Regions from separate parts of the Homo sapiens genome. Here region 2 is linked to region 1. Evidence: chromatin loops called from intact Hi-C (ENCODE). Cell type or tissue: B cell. All regions are shown on one strand.

Region 1 (8,000 bases):
ACTTGATCTTCCACAGTCTCATACTGAAGTCATAAACCTGTGTTTCTGTCATCAATCTGCTGTTGTGAAAATTATTTTGATGTCAAACATGGGATTATAATTTTACTAGAATCCTTCTCAAGTCTTGAATATTTTAATGCTGGCTATAAAAAAAAAAAAAAAAAGTCCAGCCCCTATCGGGGTAATGGAATATTTCTCTGCCAGGTCCCTGAACACTCTGCACAAGGGGCCCGTGCTGTCTGTGATGCTCCAGTGGGTAACTCGAAGCTCGCTGGCTGCAAGCACTCCCAGGCAGGCCCGTGTCCCCACTCCTTGGTCCAAGGAGGGGCTCTGATCAGGCTGGTCTATGAACCCTCTCCCTTTCATCCAGCTAATCATGCTACTCTGTCTGCTCCAAACTGTCCTTCCAGCTGCTCTTTTAAATTGCTACCTACTCCTTTTGAAAATCTTTTGCAGCCATGGGGAATGTGTCTCAATATATTCCTGGATCGCAATTCTATTTCATTGAAATCTCCCACACAACTCTTAGGTCATGCATATCTGGGGAATTAAAACACAAGTCTGAAATCTGTCAAATCTGGGGGCAAGTTCTGGTTCTGCCAACTTACCAGAGTCATGATCCTGGCTCTGCTACTTTATTCCTGATCCTCACTTTTCATCTGGGAAATGGGAACAACTTTATCTCATGATCTCACAGAGCTGTGAAGATGCACTGTGATGGGACACGTGGAGCCTCTGGCCCAGGTCCTGCACTGTGCAGTCCCTCAGCATATCTTCGCTACTTCTGCTATTATGTGATGACTTCAACTCTTCAGAAGAGACTGAATGATAACTTACATAGGTTTACCATGTCTCATCTGATTTGTACTCTAGCAGCCCTGGTGGGGTGGGGTAGCATAGGTACTATGATCCCCACTTTACAGGTGGGGACACTGAGTCCCAGAAAGGTGATGTGACTAGCCAGGGTCACACAACTAGGGGTGGGGGAGCCCTCTCTGGTCCTCGCCCCTGCTCTGCCACAGCAGCTGCTTTTCCTATCTGATCAACCTATGGAAGATTTGGCTTGAAGAAAGGATTCTCTGCTTGGGAGAGGCTGAGACCCCTAGTCCAGGGCTACTCAGAGTGTGGTGCCCAGACCAGCGGCCAAAGCAGCATCTGGCGCTTCTTGGAAACGTATGATCTCAGGTCCTATCCCAGACCTCCCAAATCCGCAAGACCCCTGGAGGCTCCCATGCCAAGCAGAGCTCCTCTCAGCCACACTCCACTCTGCAAGGCCCTGCACGGCCTAGCCCCGCCAGCCCCGCCAGCTCCCCCAGCCCCCCCAGCCCCCCATCCCCCTGTGCCTGCCTTGCCTCAGCCCATTCCCAGGCTGCCTGTCTGTGGTGCTTCCTCTCTCTTTACCTGGTCAACATCTGTGCCTTTTCAGTCATCCTTCAGGGTTCAGCTCTCCCTGCCTCCATACCTCCACCCCAAGTCAGTTTACTGTGACACACCCACACCTTTGAGACTAACGATCTCTTTGTAATTTTGTGTTTTATGCCTGTTTCCTCTGGTAGAGGAAAAGCTCTCCAGGGGCAGGGACAGAGTCTGTCACCGTGGCATCCCAGGCCGTGGCCAGGCACACGGAAGGTGCTCAGTGAGTATACTGTTTAGGTATGGTGACATACAAGTCTAGCAGAAAGTTAGGTATGTTTAGAACAGGTTGCTAAAATCACCTTCAGCATAATTATCTTCAAAACAATAATAATTTCCTCAGAGTCTGCTCCAGGAGCTTCAAGGAGCTCCTGACAATGGTTGCAGGAAAATAAACAGTACATAAAAGGAATAAACAAATACAGGAAGAGCCAGGGTTATTGGGATTGGGAGGAAACTGAAAAGGGTCCTGCTTTGACTGAAGCAGGTGCAGAGCAGCTGAGCGGGGGCTGGTGTGGCCCTGGCACAGGCACTCACCCCTGGGTGGCTGGCAAGCTGCGACACTCCTCCTCTGCCAAACTGGGCCCGGGAACCTTCTATAGAGCTGCGGAGTGGGTGGGGCTGCGGCCATGCCGCAAACAGCCTGAAGAGAAGCTGGACCCACCTACCCTGTCTCTGGTTCAAGAAGGAATACTCACCTTGAGCACAATTTCATTGACGGTAGCAGCGTCCGATTCAAAGTAGAGGTGTTTATAGTCGTGATTGCTTAGATACGTGAGTTTAAATATTGCGTGACCTGCAGAGACAGAAAACTGTGTTGAGGGGTTCTGGTGAGTTAACTATGGCGGGGGCCTCCATATGTTCTCCCCTATCATTCCAATTCGAGCGAGAGCAAGTGGAGGCTGAGCAGCACCTAGTCTTCCCAGGAGTAGTTCGTTTTCTCATTACAGGCTGGGTATAAAATGGACAATGAAAAAATTTTAAAGACTCAACAGCCAGTTAGGTCCCATTCCACTCTGGAATGCATTCAGGGGAATGCCACGTTAGGAAGGCTTTACGGAACTGCTGCTATATGATAATTACATGCAAAAGGTGGCGTTTTTAAGGGAGAAGGCTAATTAACTCCACATTATTACTCTAAAAATAAACTAACTGTTTAAAGTCAGATAAATGAGCAACAGGAAGGAGAAGGGTCAAAAGCCACACTATTATGAGGCTGCTCCACAGCCTGGGCTCCTGCTGGGAGAGGACTCCTGCCTGGAGAGGGAGAATCCCAGTTTTAGACCCTGCTGGAAGCTGCTCCCAAAGGCCTCAGGTCATCTCAACCCTGGGAGGATGGGGGCGGGGGGGGCACCATGGAAAGTGGGCACCTCACAAAGCGACCGACTCCAGGGGGCAGAGCTTCTGAATATAAATCTGATCTAGGTCTCCATTCTCCATGCCCCGTCCTACCACCTTCAGGATGACACTTGTCATTTCTGGGACTGCTTCCTGGTCTAGCCTCATCTCACTCCGCTGCCCCGACAGGCCACAGGCTGCCAGAGTGCTGCACACTCCCACCTGCCACACCAGCCTCTACACAGGTTCTTCCCCAAGCCTGGGATGTCCTCTCTCACTGACCCGGATGGGAAAGATTTGCTGATCCTGGGTGGCTCAGCTCAGCTGGCGCCTTCTTGGGTGAGTCTTCATAACCACACTTCTAGGCGCACTTCTTGTGTGGGCCTACCACACGGTACCGTGGCCCTCCAAAGGAACCTGCTTGTCTTATCATACCTGCAGCCATGGCTACATTATCTGGGCCTGTCCTTTTATGTCCAGACAGGTCAATCGGATTCCCTCTTCTAAATGCAGACATAGATGCTAGGCTGTCTAAACTGGCACAAGGACTGAGAATAAGATGAGGGGCTTTGGGACTCCCAGGCTCAGGCCCATGGGGGCTGCCCCGGCCTATCGGCACTGTTATCCTTGGGTTCTAGGAGACTCCTGTGGCCTTCCAAGAAATTCTTCTTTCGCCTTAAGCTACTGAAGTTGGTTTCCATTACTGGCAAGCAAAGGAACAGTGCCCAAGAGAGACACGTAGTCAGTATTCAGTAAACCTTCCTAGACCAAGGAGCAGCAGGTGACATCTCTAATATACAGGTCTCCTGCAAAACGCCCAGAAATGACCTTCCCTAGTCTTTCGACAGACCTTAGTGTCTGTAAGATTAAAATTCAGCATATCCTTTCTATTAGTCCTTCTCATCCGTTGTCCTTTTAATTGAAGCAGCGGCTGGTCATAGTTATTAATTAATAATATATCACCCATATTACTGTAAGTTCACCTCTTTCCTGGAGAAATCTTCTTGGGGACTTTACAGTAGCTAATTTTTCAGATCTCCAAAAATAAACTGATATATGTTGTACATTTGTGGCCAGAAAAGTTGAGCCACTGGTATTTTATCCTGGAAACATCATTATGATGTACTAATTGTGACTATAAATCCTAAATTGAAAAAATTACCTAATAATTTCTGAAAAACCTCACTTTCAGACACTTGACAAATTTAGCCTGATTCTAAATCATGGTACTAAAATGTGAGAATTCCTGACTGGAAGCTAGTCACTCTGTTAACATATAAATTCTGTGTTTCTAATAAGGAGGTGGACCTTACACAGAGGCATCTGTGTGTGCGTCTGTATCTATTCACATTCACAGGATCTACCCCACAACATCAGAATCTTGTCGGTGACATCCCTGTGTGGAGGAACAATGCGGGCACCTTTGTTGGCCATGCTGTGAACAAGCACAGCCATCTACAAAGGACACAGGGCTGTGAAGGACAAAGAGACACCCCCTCCAGGAGGCATTCCTGCTGACAACTGGTCACGACACACAAAGACACCAGGGCCTGGGGCTAGAAAGAACCAGAAGGTCTTAGGGAGACCCACAGACCCGAAGCTTCGGGGTTCACTGACCACTTTGATAAGACAGCTTATGGACTGTCCACACCACCTGCTCCCGCTTGTCACTGACAAAACCAAACCAAACCTCAAAGCACTAAAGCATGTTTTGCCTGAACAATTGAGACACTGTTAAAAAGGTTTCCTGCACTTTAAGCAGAGCCCAATCTATACACAGCACATGTAATAAGTAGTCTGCAAGGCCTAAGAGCCCCAGAAAGGAAGCGTTGACACTGTCCCCTTGGGACTATGGTGCTTGTGAAGCATGTCAATTGTGGGCTGACAGAGGGGAGGCCTGTGGTTCATCTGCACAGTCACGTGAAAAAAACAAAAAAATCATACCAAGCCAAGTCTCCTGAAAGGCTGCATATTTGAACCAAGTAACCTCAAATCCCGTCCTCTGAATTTTGAATGTATTTGGTTGCATGTGGAGGCTGTGTGTGTCTCCTGCCTATCCCCAGGGCTCATTCCAGCACCCATCTGAGGAAGAGTGAAGCAGGTGAGGAGGAGGAAGAGTCCCAACATTCCCCCACTCTCCCTCAAGCCTCCGGTCTGTTTGTCCTTTCCAGTGAAAGCACTCACGCCATAGGAGAGGGGAACAGAGGGCAGAGAACGTTCTGTGGAGCACTTGTGTTTGGACTTGAACAATGACACAGCTGCAAAGTTAATCACTGGGCCGAGGCACGGTGGACAGCCACAGCAGACAGCCCCCTCTTGCTCTCTGCAAGGAGTGATGAGCGGAACCCTGGGGGGCAAGGGCAGGTTAAGATCAGCAGCCATGCTGGGCCATAGGACATGGGGCGGACTCACTCCGCGGGCGTTTCTGCCCCGAGTTCCCCTCGCTAGCAGCCCTGTTTCGCTGGGCGGCCAGAAGGGCAGTTTTCCTCAGTCTGGGCTCTGCCAGGAGCATGGGCTAGAGCAAAGGACAGAGAAATGAACACCGAGAGTCAAATATGATGAGCGTGAAGAAGGTAAACGCAGGGAGCTGCCGTGGAGACACCAAGGCAGAAGCACCTGGCCAGAGGTGGAGAAGAGCCACTAGGGACAGTTTCTTGGGAGGAGCTGACACCTCCGCAGTTTTGGAGGAGGGCAGGGAGTCAGCTGGGTAAAGGTGAGGGTGGAGAAGGGTGAAAAAGAGGAAGATGCCACAGGGCAAGGAAACGGCATGGGCAAACATACAGGGTCTCCATGGGAGCTCTGGGCAAACCAGGGTCATGTGTGGCAGGCAGGTGGGAGGGAGAGGGACACAAAGGGCTGAGAGTGCCTGGAGTCACCAGCTGATGGGGGTCACTAGAGGGGTTTAAGCAGGGCAAGTGAAAGAAATGGGCAAACTGTGTTTTAGGGTGTTCTCCCTGGTTCCCTGGAGCCTGGAGGCGAGGTAAGCAGTTCCCGTAGTCAGCCAGGTAGGAGTGAGTGCAGTTTTGAGCTAGACAGGTGCAGAAAGGATACTGAAAAGGAATGGAGGCGAGAACTACAGAGAAGGTAATGTTGGCAGGATGGGGAGACTCTTTCACAACAGAATAATAGCTAATAATCAGAATTCACACTTTCATAATTTCACCCAGACCAAGACCTATATATTAAAGTGTAACAATTCATTGACCTCTTGCTGGAAATGAATCTGTCAATAAACATGAGTAATTTATGCCACATAGTAAATTTCCACCATAGGTGTCTGGGAAGAAGGAACTGCCCACACTTCAATACTGACTGAACAAAAGAACACCTGTTATCAGATACCATCAGCCTCAGACACCTCACAGTTCATCTCAGGTAGAAGAGGAAGAGGGGGCCAATGACCTCCTCAGCTGCAGCCCACCAGGCATCTCCCTGGGGCGTTAGAGGGAATCAGAGGTAGGCAAGTTACCTTTGAAAATTCCAAGACCACCAGCGGTTTTCATAGGAACAGGGTTAAGTCACAGGAGCAAGCTGTCTTTGTAAAAAATAGCTGAGACACTAGTTGTAAAAAAATAGCTGAGATGCTGGGCGCAGTGGCTCAAGCCTGTAATCCCAGCACTTTGGGAGGCCAAGGTGGATGGATCACCCGAGGTTAGGAGTTTGAGACCAGCCTTGCCAACACTGTGAAACCCTGTCTCTACTAAAAATACAAAAATTAGCTGGGCATGGAGGCACACACCCGGAATCCCAGCTACTTGGGAGGCTGAGGCAGGAGAATTGCTTGAACCCAGGAGGCGGAGGTTGCAGTGAGCTGAGATTGTGCCACAGCACTCTGGCCTGGGTGACAGAGCGAGACTCTGTCTCAAAAAAAAAAAAAAAAAAAATCAGCTAAGAAAAAGTTATGTATTAGTATGACTTTAAAAAAATGTAAAGTTTAATATTCCAATTAGTTCAAATTATTTTGCATTAATTGTTAAATTCTGTTTAAATTAAGGTTTAACAAAAGCCTGAGACACAGAGGAAAAAAAGCATAATTCCTGAAGTTAGAATTAGGATGAAATCCTAGCTCTGCCATGTTTCAGCTGTGGGACCTTGGCAAGGCACTGTCCCTTCCAAGGTTTGCCTGGCTGTAAAGGAGGGGATAGCATCTGTCAGTGATCTCTTATATGTCACATACATCCCTGCATATAGCAGGGAGGTGGTCATTCATTTAACTATGATGGAACTGGTATTTGATGATAAAATGCTAATTGCTTTGAAGATTGCATTTTTAATTGGGCCTCCTTTGAGCAGATTTGCTTTTATAGTGCTATGTAAATAAAATGCAATATAAGAGGGTATAAATGTGGCATCTAAGCACTGGTCACATGCTCAGGGCAGATACTGAAACTGTACCTCCACTCGTGAGTACTGAAGTGAAAATCTGGATATGTAGAACTGTATTTACACTTATGTAAGTTTTTCAAAGTAAGACAGAGAAGATAGAATTTAATACCAAGCAGAAACTAATTAGTGGCACAAATGTCAGAAGTGGAGACGTCCAGCTTTTGTGCTTTAATTCATCTTCTGTATTATGGATTCTAACTAAAACAGGAGGCTGTGCTGAAAAAACAGGTTCTTCCTGCCAGTTCAGGGGGCGTGGCCATGTTGGAAAGGCTGCTGTGGTCATGAGATGGGATGGCTTAAACATACATGAACAGCACTCACAACCCTGCTAAAAGAGGTGCTCCCAGACTTCCACTGCAAATCAACTGAAAGAAGGGTCTTTTTTTGATTTTCAATTTTTGCTCTTTTTTTTTTGAGATGGAGTCTCACTCTGTCACCCAGGCTGGAGTGCAGTGGTGACATCTCGGCTCACTGCAACCTCTGCCTGCTGGGTTCAAGCGATTCTCCTGCCTCAGCCTCCTGAGTAGCTGGTATTACAGGTACCCCCCACCATGCCCGGCTATCATTTTTTTTACTTTCCATCTGCCTTAAGAAAAGTCTCAAGGGAGGGTCTCTTCTAACACAACCTGCCAGTACTGACTGTGGCTGGCCATGACTGGTCAGAGCTGGAGCTGCCAGAATGAGCCTGCAGCCCACCTTTGCCTAAACCCCCAGGTGTCACCACTTGCCAAAAATATAAAAATAAACCTGTTTCTTTTCCTTATTAAAAATACTAGAAATTTAGAAGACAGAGGAGAACCTCCACACCCCACCCCAAAATCCCAACACTAGCACAATGCCATTCACGGTCTCTTTCCTAACCA
Region 2 (8,000 bases), 85 kb after region 1:
ACAGTGGCGCGATCTTGGCTCACTGCAAGCTCTGCCCGCCCCCAGGTTTAAGCAATTCTCTGCCTCAGCCTCTGGAGTAGCTGGGACTACAGGCGTGTGCCACCATGCCCAGCTAATTTTTTGTATTTTTAGTAGAGATGGAGTTTCACCATCTTGGCCAGGCTGGTCTTGAACTCCTGACCTCCTGATCCACCCACCTTGGCCTCCCAAAGTGCTGGGATTACAGGCGTGAGCCACCGCGCCCGGGCCTCATACATATAGTTTTAAGAGTAAATAATGCTGTTAAGTCCTATGATGAAAAAGAGTAATTCCCTGTCCCATTCTTGAGTCCCTCCTTATAGGCAATTTGTTTAAGTTTTTTTGTGTGTGTGATTTCTGGCACTCACCGTCCTACTTTTTATTAACATTCCCATTCAACTACTTAGATAAGTTATTATAAATATCAGACAATATCTATTAACTTACATTAGAGAGAATGAAGACTTAGGCTGTGCACTCTCTCTCTCTTTCACACACACCCACACGTCCTTTGGAAAGTGAGTTTGCTTTTCTTTTCTTTTTCTGCAATACAGTAGCTTCCTACAGTAACTTCCTCCTGCTGGGCACCCTTACGTGACTATCAATGTTTAAAATGTCTGCTTTTGGTATACTCCTCTGGCTCCCCAAGGACTCAGAAGAGATCCACATCATTACGGGAATCTGGGCGGCAACACTAATTTCAACGGATATGCATCGCCTTTCATTTTAAACACATTTACATTTTCATTTGATGATGTAATTCTCCAAGGGAGTTTAATCTCTGATAACCAAAGTACAGTGAATCCACTCCTAAACACAAAGTGGTGGCCTCAGGTGTGGGCTGGCTGAGAGACACGTGGCTACGAGCTGTGGACTGGTTTTCACTACATCTTAGTTCATTCCACAAATGTGCTAACCACCAACCCTGGGCCAGCTGCGGTGCTGGTAAACCATAAGGAACCTACCTCTCCAAAAGGAGCTTTCACTGTACTCAAGGAAAAGCGGGGGCTCTCATTCTCTTCTTTTGCAAGGTGCTTACCAGCAGCTGGCAAGATCAGTGTATTTGGAACTTACTGGGGACAGGGCCACAGTGCCTCTGCCACAAGCCTAAGTGGCTGAGGGATACTGATCTCTGGAGAGGATTAGTGTCCCTTCCCAGCTTCCATGGCTGGAACATGGCCTGTTTCCCTTGATGGCCACTGTTGATGGAGTCATTTACTGCTCATGAATTTACCCAGCCCTTTCTGCCCTGTCCACTTCTCCCTGCCTGCATCAAGGAGGGGTGCTGGTAGCCCAATTAGGAGATGCGTGGAAACGAGTGGAAAGAATGAAGTTATGCCTGAGCCTGGGAGCCAGAGAGACTCCCTCTAGGAGGGGAACTCCCAAACCTGAGGACTCAAGGAAGTCTTTTCAGTTAGAAAATGGAAGGACCGCCAGGCACAGTGGCTCACGCCTGTAATCCCAGCACTTTGGGAGGCCGAGGCAGGTGGATCACGAGGTCAGGAGTTCGAGACCAGCCTGGCCAAGATGGTGAAACCCCATCTCTACTAAAAATACAAAAATTAGCTGGGCGTGGTGGCACATGCCTGTGGCGCCAGCTACTTGGGAGGCTGAGGCAGGAGAATCGCCTGAACTCGGGAGGCGGAGGTTGCGGTGAGCTGAGATCATGCCATTGCACTCCAGCCTGGGTGATAAGAGTGAGACTCCGTCTCAAAAAAAAAAAAAAAAAAAAAAAAAAGGAAGGACTAGCAGGGCGCAGTGGCTCACGCCTGTGATCCCAGCACTTTGGGAGGCCAAGGCAGGTGGATCACTTGTGGTCAGGAGTTCGAGACCGGCCTGGCCAACATGGCGAAAACCCCTGTCTAAAAATACAACTAAAAATACAAAAATTAGCCGGGCGTGGTGGTGTGCACCTGTAATCCCAGCTACTCGGGAAGTTGAGGCAGGAGAATCCCTTGAACCTGGAAGGTGGAGGTTGCAGTGGGCCAAGGTTGCACCATTGCACTCCAGCCTGGGCAAAATGAGTGAAACTCTATCTCAGGAAAAAAAAAAAAAAAAAAAGAAAGAAAGAAAAAAGAAAAGAAAATGGAAGGACTAACAAAAGCCAGAGCAAGAATTCCTATCAAATGTGTTTTATTGCTTTGTTTATTAGCCATCTCCTCTATTAGAATGTTAGCTCTCTGAGTTCACCCAACTGTCACCCTTATATCCTTATTCACTACCTGAAATGTAGCCAAGACTCTACTGAAGGATAAGTTAGGTTTCAGACACACTGTACCTGAGAGATCTGCATGACCCTCAGGGATTCTTAGACTTCAGTTACACATTATCTTAATTCACACTGTTCTGCTATTAAAAGTAGTGTGCCAAAAAAAAAAAAGAAAAGAAAAAAAAAGGCGAAAAAAGAAAAGGAAAGCTTAAGTTTTGCTATGATTTGATATTTCTGTGATTATGTGGTGACAGTTTCCAGGAAGATTGAGGAGTTCCAATAGACCACCTTGTATCTTTTGCAGCACTTGGGCTTTAATCACATCTCACTGACTTTCTGTTTGAAAAATTGGTTCGATGACACAGTAGAATCTACACACCTAGCTGCCTGCCATACTGTGATTAGTAGCTAGGTAACCAGAGAGGTAGATGCTGATACGTCCTCTCCCCAGATCTGCCTTACGGTGCTAATCCAATGCCATTTTCCTGATTTTAAGTCTTCTTTGTCTCAGGACATTATTGTCATGTAAGGCAGAAAAAGAAATGCCCTTACTGACTAGCTATTTTTCTTCTTTTCTTTATAATGCACTTAAAGCTGTTGCAGATATGCGGCAGAAAGTGCCACTACTTATAATTTACTCAAAAAGAAAGAACTATGCAAAATTACTATTGGAGTTGTTTAAAATGCCTTTTACATTGCTTATGGGAGTAAAACAGCTCCAGTATCAGGCCTCTGTAAGCAGCAGAACAGGAGTTGGGTGGTTCAGGCCCTTGGTTTCCTGTGGTGGGGTAACTCTACTAAAGCAAGGGTTTTTTCATAGAAAGTAGCTAAAATCAGTCTTGGTAGAGAAGAATTTTCCTTACAGCTACTAATAGGATAAACACATCAAATGGCCTGACCGAAGAAAGAGGGACTTCTGCTTCCTCTGGTGCAGACTGAGACTCTTCATGGAGGCTGGAGAGATGTAATGGGCACATGCAACACTCTAATCCTGTCTGTAATTATAGAATCATTTTCATTTTCAAAATCACATGGATATTTAAGTATACTTCCTCTTTTAAATGTTTTCTGAGAAACAGCAACAGGGTCTGTGAGCTACTAAACTGTGAACACAAAGACTTTTAAAACTTACTTATAAATGTGTTTGTTACAGGCAATTACAGTTTGTTCACATTATTTCCAGAATCTTTGGCATAGGAAATTAAATTTGCAGACATAAGCTATCTGATAAATAAGGCTTGTGACCATTAATCCATCCCTATAGATATATGGTATGGTTCACTTATTAGTAAAAAAAATCATTTGAGTTGACTCTCTGGGTCTAGTTTTCTCCTTCTTCAAAATAAAGTGTGCTTCCAGCAGATTCTAATTCAAACACAATTCAAAGGCTCATTCTACCACAAGGTAAAAACTTTCTATAGACTTAATTCACTGGAAAACAAAAGGTGCAGGCAAAGGCCAAATCATATGGATAGAAAAGGAAGTAAACCAAAACCTAAAGAGAAAGCCAGGTTTTATGGCGTGCCTGGCATGATAGTGGCAATAGGGATGATGGCAGCTGATGTCCACTGAGCGCCTACTATGGACTAAGTGTTTTACATGCATTCAGTTAAGACAATAACCCTGCAAGATAGGTATTATTACCTCTATTTACAGAAAAGACAACTGAGGTCAGAAGGGGCTGATGACTTCCCTAACTTCACAGCTTGTAAAAGGGACAGGTGGCCTGGGGACTGGGGTTGGTTTGGTTCCAAAGCCCATGCTGTTTCCACTGAGTCTTGCTGCCACCCCCAGCTGAAGCAGGGACATTTGGTCTCTCTAGAGAGAAAGGCAACAGCTTCCACTGAGCCGTGGGCCCCGTAACCTTATCCAGTAGAAGGAAGCACCACAGTGTCTAGCAGTACAACCTTTGGCCATTTGGCTTTGAGTCCTTACTCCCCTACTAGCTGTGCGACCTCAGCAAGTCCTGCAACCTCTCTGAGCTTTAGTATTCTCACTTATAAAATGAACATGACAACTGATTCAAATAGTTGTTTTAAGGATTAAAGTGTAATGGAAAAAAGTATCTGGCAGATCACCTGGCCAAGTGTGAGTATTAGTAAGTGGTGATTATTATACCTGTAACTGTAAATGCAACTTAAAACCACAGATCAATGGGAGAAACTATGACCTCAAAGATGTTATTTAACAGACGAGCTAATAACAATAAAATAACCTAGTGCTTTTTATGCTACAAGAATACATGTTTGTACATTCAGAAATTCATATTAGTATCAACAGTATCTAAATGATGTATTTTTAATTTTTGTGAGTTTTCCCATTTTATTATGAGTATTTTTAAACCACAGAAAAGTTGAAAGAACTGAACACTGAGAACCCATATACCCATCACCTAGACCTATAGTCAACATTTTACAATACTTGCTTGATCACATATCTATCAATCCATTTTTTAAAATGTATTTCAAATCAAGGAGGAGACATTACTACATTCACTCTGAACTACTTCAGCATACATAGCATTAACTGAAGCTCAATATTTGTTTAAGATTTTCTTTTTACTTTTAGGTAAAATTTACATGCAATATACACACAAATTGTACAAATACAATTTGACAGTCTGACAAATGTACACACTTGGCAATTGCAGCTCCCGTCAATATATAGATTCCCAATCAATATACAGATGATTAGCTTTACTCCAGAAAGTTCCCTCATCCACATTACATTTTAAGTGAGGAAGCTGTGGTGTACGGAAAAAAAAACATTGGGCTCAAGAATCAAAGGGTCTGGGTTCAAATCTCACCTGTATTACTCATTAGAAATACATACAAGTGTGCACACACACACTCCATGTGCTCTCTTTCTCTATATATTTATATATCTCCTTGGTTTTCTACCACAAAAAAGAGATAATGCCCATCTCACAAGGTCTTTTGTAAAGGTTAAATACAAAAATACCTGGAATACAATAAGTATTCAGTAGATGTAATCAAAATGGAATCATTACCTTGGTACTTTCTACCTCTCTCCCACCTCTCTCCAATCTGAGGATATTGTCTTCAAAAAGAAAAGTAAGGACACACACACAAAAAGCAGTTGCAAAAGAGATGAGGGGGAAAAAGGCATCTCTCTGCATAGGCAGTAATCTCCCAATTTATCCACTCTGACTTCAGCTAATTAAACATCTGTCTCAACGGCCTCCTCAGCAAATTAGTCATCCCCACTTTGTGACATTGATTGTTGGTTGCAGCCTTTTCCCCACTTGCTACCATTCCCAGAAACTTCTAGGAGTTTACTCACCAGGCACATGGCAAGGAATGATGCAGGGTCCACATTAACCCCCTACAGTTGCCCTTGGTGCCACTGCTGTTCATAATGCTGCCAGGCGTGTCCTTAGATCTGCTGCCCCAAAATAAACCGGTTAAGGGGTAACAATGTTTTTGTCTATATTTGTGACTTCCAGATTATGATGCATTTTCTAAGTGCTATGTACATGTACCAGACTAAAGTATTTAATAAACATTTAACTAAAAATCTGTTTTTTAAACTAGTGTTGATGACAAAGCAATCAGGTAACAGAAGTTCTCAAATAGGAGGTGGATTAAAGTCTGGTAAATTATTAGACAGCTTTTTCTGAACATATAAACAAAAGCTTTGCCGGTGCTCAAAGGGCCAGCAGGCAAACAAGTGAAGCTGTGTGGCTTGGATGCGTGATCCATTTCTCTACATGATGGGGTGTGTGTGTATGTGTACGCATACACGCCTGCTTTGGCAGGAAGTGAGGTGGGGACGAGCTGTATTCTAAACTATAGAGCACATCTTAAAAATGGTATTCTGAAATTAGGCTTTTTCTCAATTCTTTTTCCCATTAAAATAGTCGTGACTGACCAAAGAACTATCTTTTAGAAAGATAAAATGGCTAATAAATACATTTAAAAATACTAAACGACACTAAAGACCCAGAAATGCAAATTAAAATGAGATACTGGCTGCTAACCATCAGTTTGGCAAAAATTAAAGGCTGATAACATTCAGTGCTGGTAAGGAGCTGGGGAAAAGGGCATTCTCACATACTCTTGGAATGTCAAAGAATGGGCATAAACTTTTTCTTTTTTTTTTTGAGACAGAGTCTTACTCTGTCACCCACGCTAGAGTACAGTGGCACGATCTTGGCTTACTGCAATCTCTGCTTCCCAGGTTCAAGCGATTCTCCCTGCCTCAGCCTCCTGAGTACCTGGGATTACAGGCACCTGTCACCTAATTTGGCTAATTTTTGTATTTTTAGTAGAGACGAGGTTTTGCCACGTTGGCCAGGCTGGTCTCAAACTCGACCTCAGGTGATCCGTCTGCCTTAGCCTCTCAAAGTGCTGGGATTACAGGTGTGAGCCACTACGCTCGGCCAGGCATAAACTTTTTGAAAGGCAATTTGTTTTCCTCAACATTTTAAATAAATATTTGACAAGCAATCCATATTTAAAATCTAGCACAAATATGCAATCTAGCACAAATATTCAAACAAGATTGTTCACTGCATGTTTTTGTAATACTGAAAATTTGGAAATAATCTAAACATCCTTCAATAGAGAGCTAAGTTGAACAAATTATTAGGAAGATAAAATGTGTGGTCACTCTAATATAGAATAATGCTTATGACACATTGAGTTAAAAAAGTAAATGCAATATCATATATGCTGTGTGACATAATTACCCTAAAAACCTTAACACATATGTATTTTTCATGAGTTCACTTAACAAGCATTTACTGAGTATACTATTTGACAGGTACCTTGACAGATGTTGAATATGTAAGTGATTTTAAAAATAACAAAAACAAAAAACAGGAATCCTGTCCACATGAAATGTATAACCTATATGTATATCTGTATGTGAACTGAAGAAAAAAAACCCAAAGGATTTACACCAAAGGAAGTTATAGGAAACCTTCATTTTTTACTTCACACATCTCTAAAATGTTTGCTTCTTCCCCAACAAGTATTTAATTTTATTTAAAAAATATCTTTAAATGCCACTACCTTCTTTTGATATTAACTCCAGGAGATCTGGCCACAGATCAAAGCTATTTCAATTCTCCCAAACTGTGCATTTAGCTCTAATGAAAGAAATCAGATGTTACCATAGTGTCCATCCCTCCATTTCCCGATGAGTAGCTTCTACTCTTCTGCACACCTTAATTCAGGGCTCCACTATCTGTTGGACAGATTTCTTGAGAGCCTCTGCATTGGTGTCTCTGCTTCATGTTCTTTGGCCTCTAATTCATTTGTACAATGCAGATGAGTGTTTTCTAAGAGAAATTCTGATTATATATTGCCCTTCTTTCAATAGATCCCCTCTGCCATCAGAATAAAGTTCATATTCAACACAGCTTACATACGGACATGACCTAGCCCCTGACGACCACAGCAGCCTGAACACTCTTTCCCATCCCTCTTTACCTGCCTAGTTTCTATTCATCTTCAGATTTCAGCTTGGGATGGTCTTCCCTGACTCCCCAGGATGGAACTAGGGCTCCCTGCTTCCCATGTGCACCCAGGCCCTATACTTACTTCCATGTATCCCTTGTATGGTATTATAATTGCCTGCTTATCCCAACTAAATAGAAAGCTGCTTGAGAGTAGGAACGATTTCTTGGTCTTTACAAAATTCTTAGTGCCTACACAGTGCCTGTTACAAAACAAGCTCCCAGAACATAAATGCACTTCTATTTTTAAGCTCACTTATCAGGCCTGGCCTGGTCGGATCTGGCCCTGCC

What was found. Hi-C counts contacts between places; a loop is a spot of excess contacts. Peaks named below come from ENCODE experiments on the same cell type or tissue, not always from the same donor. Only the 100,000 strongest peaks of a DNase experiment are listed, where the experiment ranks them.
Region 2: it touches region 1 in a loop (6-fold over the local background); 3 of 110 quality-filtered maps call a loop at or near these places.

The regions. Positions count from the first base shown.
Region 1 is chr9:125,442,390-125,450,389 of GRCh38, forward strand. It overlaps MAPKAP1 (MAPK associated protein 1), which reads right to left. Exons shown (of 12, transcript NM_001006617.3): 11 at 2,112-2,209. Among named protein-coding and RNA genes, the nearest start is that of GAPVD1, 180 kb to the left of the region's middle. RefSeq lists enhancers at 2,441-2,942, 2,943-3,442, 3,938-4,467, 4,570-4,779, 4,676-5,204. In B cell, no CTCF peak of the experiment used is centred here; DNase peaks (open chromatin) are centred at 4,602 and 5,612; H3K4me3 peaks cover 399 bases.
Region 2 is chr9:125,527,118-125,535,117 of GRCh38, forward strand. The region is part of intron 7 of MAPKAP1 (MAPK associated protein 1); the gene reads right to left. Among named protein-coding and RNA genes, the nearest start is that of MAPKAP1, 180 kb to the right of the region's middle. RefSeq lists enhancers at 681-740, 791-840, 3,114-3,273. In B cell, no CTCF peak of the experiment used is centred here; DNase peaks (open chromatin) are centred at 744, 2,634 and 3,204; H3K4me3 peaks cover 2,349 bases; H3K27ac peaks cover 7,425 bases.